2 separate regions of the Homo sapiens genome follow, and region 2 is linked to region 1. Evidence: chromatin loops called from intact Hi-C (ENCODE). Cell type or tissue: mammary epithelial cell. All regions are shown on one strand. Links, peaks and the distances in the headings refer to the core of each region. The heading gives the core; the rest is flanking DNA. Region 1 overlaps LINC01179 (long intergenic non-protein coding RNA 1179). Region 2 has its middle 100 kb from the start of LINC01179.

The links. Hi-C counts contacts between places; a loop is a spot of excess contacts. Peaks named below come from ENCODE experiments on the same cell type or tissue, not always from the same donor. Only the 100,000 strongest peaks of a DNase experiment are listed, where the experiment ranks them.
Region 2: a loop joins it to region 1, with 3 times the contacts of the local background. A loop is called at or near these places in 3 of 110 quality-filtered maps.

What each region holds. Positions count from the first base shown.
Region 1 is chr4:165,737,546-165,740,367 of GRCh38, reverse strand. The region is part of intron 4 of LINC01179 (long intergenic non-protein coding RNA 1179); the gene reads right to left. It overlaps LOC101928131 (a long non-coding RNA gene), which reads left to right. Exons shown (of 4, transcript NR_121677.1): 2 at 1,673-2,037. Among named protein-coding and RNA genes, the nearest start is that of LINC01179, 54 kb to the right of the region's middle. In mammary epithelial cell, for the core only: no CTCF peak of the experiment used is centred there; a DNase peak (open chromatin) is centred at 1,607; H3K4me3 peaks cover 822 bases; H3K27ac peaks cover 2,306 bases.
Region 2 is chr4:165,578,970-165,581,791 of GRCh38, reverse strand. No RefSeq gene overlaps it. Among named protein-coding and RNA genes, the nearest start is that of LINC01179, 100 kb to the left of the region's middle. In mammary epithelial cell, for the core only: no CTCF peak of the experiment used is centred there; a DNase peak (open chromatin) is centred at 1,231; H3K27ac peaks cover 2,215 bases.

The sequences.
Region 1 (2,822 bases), core at 66-2,565:
CTCACGCCTGTAATCCCAGCACTTTGGGAGGCCAAGGTGGGCGGATCACGAGGTCAGGAGATGGAGACCATTTTGGCTAACACGGTGAAACCCCGTCTCTACCAAAAATAAAAAAAATAGCTGGGCGTGGTGGTGGGCGCCTGTAGTCCCAGCTACTCGGGAGGCTGATGCAGGAGAATGGCATGAACTTGCTTGGCAGAGCTTGCAGTGAGCCAAGATCGTGCCACTGCACTGCAGCCTAGGCGACAGAGCGAGACTCTGTCTCAAAAAAAAAAGAGAACTCTTTCTGGCCCCTGTTCTTTCTGAACAGGGACATTGAGGGATAGGAGTGGTGGTAGCTAAAGTTAGTAGTTCAGAGAAATTTACAATTCCACGATGAATTAGATTGAAACTCTCAGATCAAAATAATATTTTCTGAAGGAGATATTGGTAACATTGTAAGTGATTACGTCGCTTAAAAGATTCTAGGGTTCAGATTAACATAATAGTTTACAGATAAAATAAGACATAAGTACATTATAGAAAAGAGCCAGCTACAAATCAAGACAGTTAAAATCCAGGCGGGAGAATCCTCACTTGGATGAGGCAAAAGAAAAAAATAGGGAGCAAAGATGTGAAAGAATAAGGGAAGAAATAGTTTCATAATTTAATTTGTTGACTTCTGAAGGCCAAAATGGAAAAAAGCCCTGAGAGGTCAACCAACAAAATAAAACATTAATCTTATGTAACTTATTTCTAAAGGCTCTGTCATTAACATTCTAGAAAAAATAATTTTTAAATAAAACAATCAATGAAGATTTATCAAATAATTGGGAGATAAAAATCGGACACAGGATACAAGTGTGTAGTTTTTAATAGAGCCAAACAATTATTTATTGATCAGCAGTACCAAATGCTTTCATTGGCATCTGCATGGTAAAAATTCTACAATATTTGGCAAAGGATCTTAAAATTATAGATATTCAGCAAAAGATCCTAAAATCCCAGAATGAGAATTCAAATTTATTAAACACATATTGAGCATAAACTAAATCATTATCCCTGTGCTAAGTGTGAATCACATAAATGATTAAGGCATGATCCTAATCACAGAGGAATCAATGGTGTAGTTAAGGAACTAAATAAATGTAATACAATAGGAAACTGTCATAATGATAGTGAAGAGGAAAAATAAAGTATAAGAAGAATTTCCCAGGAAACGTAGACAAGTCTCAGTGCCTCTAAGTCAGCGTTTCTCAATCTTAAATCTCATGATCTGATTTCATTTCATTTGAAACGAAGCCATGCCTTACTCAAACTACACATATAATCCTTGAGATTTTTTCTATGCTTTCATTAGAATTATGCCTTCTGCTCAGAGTTACTACACTAGATTTAGACTAGATTTGAGTAGATACATTAAAAAATTTAAGATGTAAAGTATGCTTAAGCTTAAACTAAACTTACATGCTGAAGAGGATCTGTACTCCCTTGTGTCACTTTGCCTCAAAACCACAGTCTGAAGAGCTTTTCTTATGCCCAAATGTACAGAGTGAGCTTCAGGCAAATATTTAACTAGTGTCTTCACCCAAAATTGTGGTCAAGGTAATGTAGGTGTATTCATTTTCTATTGCTGTTGTAATGAATCATCACAATCCTTGTGGCTTTAACAACAAATTCATTCTCTTACCAGCTCTGGAGATAAGAAGGCCAAAATGAGTCCTATGGAGTATTTGCACAGCCAGTTTCTTCTGGAAGCTTCAAGAGAGAGTCTGTTCCTTGCCTTTTCCAGCTTCTAGAGGCAGCCGACACTCCTTGGCTCATGGCCACATAACTCTGACCTGTGTCTATTGTCACATCACTGACTCTTCTGACCTCCTACCAGGACCCTTGTGATTACATTGGGCCTGCTTGGATAACCCAGGATAGCTTCTCCATCTTAAGGTTGTTAATCACATCTGCAGAATGCCTGTTGCCATATAAGTTAACATATTCACAGGTTCTAGGAAGAAGGACATGGACATCTTCCAGGAAGCATTATTCTGTCTACCACAGCAGGTAAATGCATGTTGTCCCAAGTAGGCTATCTTGAGATAAAATTTAACCAGATACTTCTGTGTCTCAGAGAGGATTTTACCTTTGAGGGAGGGAGGAAGCAGATAAGCCATGCTGTGATTTGGTCCAGGTAACTTCAGTTCTCTTAAAGATAGTACCTCATTTTTCTTTAAAGAGATGGCTCACTATGCCCAAAGATCCCTAACCAAGGGCCCTGCAAGCTAATTTCCAAATTTATTTTTCTAATTATCTCTATTTCTGAATGTTCCTAAGAGATGTCATTTAACATCTAAATTGTAATTTTGTAAGAAGTCAAGCTTGACTCTTACAAAACAAAAATAAAAGAGTTGTCAGGTTGGCTAACTGAACATTTCATCAAATCCTTTTGTTTTTTAAAAAAATATAAATCAATAAGTTCCCCTCCATAAAATGGCAGGACAGTGTCTGTAATTACCTAAAAGGTTACCTTGAAAAATTAGGCTTGAATACTTATGCACCTTACTGTAACAATAGACAAGGGTTTACTTTCTGAAGTGTTTTTGTTTGTACCATTGAGAAAGAGAACAATGACGTCAGTATCCACAAAGAAAAGTCATCCAGTAGGCTCTGAATTATATATTAATGGCTGACTTCAATTTAGAAAGTCACAATTATGTGTTTCAAATAAAAGGAAAAGTTCAAAAGTAGTCATTTAAACTTGTTAATAATAAGAACAAAACTTAAGTTCTGCCTTTCTTGGTATTATCAGAATTTAGATTAACCTCCCCAGAGGAAGTGGTGGAAACAGG
Region 2 (2,822 bases), core at 172-2,671, 160 kb after region 1:
CGGATGTTGTATGGCTGTTCCTGTCCCATGAAAGCTTCACCCTCATTGTCCTCTTAACCTGCTGGTCTCAAGTCAGACATCACTTCCTTCAAAGAGCCTTTTCTGACTCTTCCATCCCCCAACACGTCTCCCCACACACTCTACTGGGCTCTATGAGGACATTTCCTGAACCTTCTTTCCCTTGCCTCTTTACCTCACCTGGATGCTCCTTCCAGGCTCATTTAGTCAGGCACTATGTTGTGTTGAGCAGTAAATATCTATTACTTATCATCAGGCTGACCTGTAGTAGGTGTTTAGTAACTGCTTATTAAATAATGGATAAAGTGCTTATGTTATACCACACTTCATTATACAAAAGATAGAAGAATAAGATTGGATAAAGTAAAATGGTACTTTTACAAAGTAAATGGCATTGACTTTTAGAAGCTTATGACATACAGCGAGGAACAAAATTAAGTGGGAAAGATCAGTTATTTTAATGGTTTTTTTCTTAGAAAAATAAATGTCCTTTGGGTATATACCCAGCAATGGGATGGCTGGGTCATGTACCCTATCACTTAAAGTATAATAAAAAAAAAAAGGCAACAATCATTTTTCAAAATACATTTTAATGCAGCAAAAAATTGAACAGTTACATGTATTAATTATAGAGAATTCAAAGGAAAGTCAATTCTTGTGTTTTCGACAGTTCTAAAATTGTTTATTGCCTTTAAGACTCCCAAGCAAGAAAAACTGACCATCCCCTTCCACACTTGTATTTCTCATTTCCTTAATTAAATGTGAGCTGCACAAGCTTGTTAAAGCTAGTTTATGTGCAGTGGGTTTGCATTACATTAACTTGGACAATAGCCGTTAATAATTTTTCCTGTGCTCTTAAAATTTCACTGTTACAAATACCCATAAATAATGTCACCCTGTTTTGGAACAAGAGTTTGTGAAACACGTCATCTTGAAGCTAATCATAGCTCAGGCTGCTGTCACTAATTCCAGGCTTCACTTCTTAACAGCTTGATAAAGCCCTGGCTGTGAGTCTACCTCTGGTTCAGCACATGATTAGGGCAATGTCATTGATTTTATCCACACGAAAAAGTCAGCTTTGAGTCATTTCACTTTTTGAACAGAACATCGTGAGCACTTTCCACCAAAACTTAATTAGTCATATTTTTAATCATTGCCTTGTTTCAACATGCACAGCAGACTGTTCTAGGAAAAACAGTAGGTTAGTCAGATGGCTAATAAAACTCCAGGGGTAAATTGCTGCATTTACTTCTTGCTGCTTGGGCATTACAGTCAGACGTTCCTGGGTCTTCAGACATGACTCAGAGGCTGCAAATGTCCAGGCACATTCATAGACAACTCACCAAGGACCATTGAGACACACACACACACACACACACACACACACACACAAACTTATGGGCTCTAAATGAGCTTTAAGAATTGGGGGAAATCAGTTGCAAAGCCGTTATAACTGATGTCAGCATGATTGCCTTGTGCTGGTTGTGAGTCAGGGAAAAGAAGACCTGCCATATCTACCAAATGTGTGGCCCCTTGAGGTTTGTGCCTGGACTCGCAACCATCACTTTACGGTAATTCATCATGTCTATTTAAGAGTACTAAACATAACCAACTCAGAAAGTGGAAGTCCAAACAACACCTAAATGTTGCTGACCAATAATTTTTTCTTTATAAGCATGTCTCCAATTTGTCAGGGTTGACAGTTGATTTTTTGTCTTCTCACAGCTTCAGTAAAGGCAGCATATCTTTTACAAGATATGTGATGAGATAGTAAAGAAAGAAGAAAATGGGAAGATTCTGAATATTTATTAAACTAACACAATCTGTAAGTTGAAAATGCATATATAGAGCTTATGACAATAATCTCCTTCAAGAAAACTATCGTAGAGCCTAGTAGGCAAACTATTGTATGACAAACAGGTCCTTTGTTATTTAGTAATAACAGTGTTTCTCAAATGTCTCCAAATGTCTGACTTAAATGGTACTGACTTAAATGAGTCTGGAGAGAGCACACTAGCAAGGTAAAAAAGAAACTAAAAGAGAGTGTATCAAGTGTCCTAACAGAGGTAAGTAAAAGGTGCTATGGGAGTTATGGTTAAGAGACAGATAAGTTAGTAAAGGCTATTTAAAGGAAATGGTGTCTAACTCGACTACAAGATAAAGAGGACTGTAAGGGTGAAAATGTCAGGAAAAAGGCCCATGCCATGCCTAGAGCCTAAAAGACTGTGTTTTGAGCCTGATATGCCCAAGTTTCTCAAATAGGGTTGAAAAATGTCCACTAATTATAATGGTCAATTATATAGCAGAGGGAACAGTATGTATAACTGTTATAATTTGGATTTAGTCTGAATGTTCATGGCTAAAATTAACTGCCGGCCAGCCACGGTGGCTCACGCCTATAATCCCAGCATTTTGGGAGGCCGAGGCGGACGGATCACTTGAGGTCAAGAGTTTGAGAGCAGCCTAGCCAACATGGTAAAACCCCACTTCTACTAAAAAAATACAAAAAATTAGCCAGAAGTGGTGGTAGGCACCTGTAATCCCAGCCACTCGGGAGGCTGAGGCAGGAGAATCGCTTGAAACCCGGGAGGTGGAGGTTGCAGTGAGCCAAGATCACATCACTCCAGCCTGGGCGACAGAGTGAAACTGTGTCTTAAAAAAATAAATAAAATAAAGTCAACTGCCATCTACACCCACTCTGGAGCCTTGTTTTGGCATTATCCTGATGCACATCCCCCCGGGCTCCATTGGAGAAATGCGTCTTTTTAATTCTTTGGTGTGTTACATCCCACTGGACAGCAAAT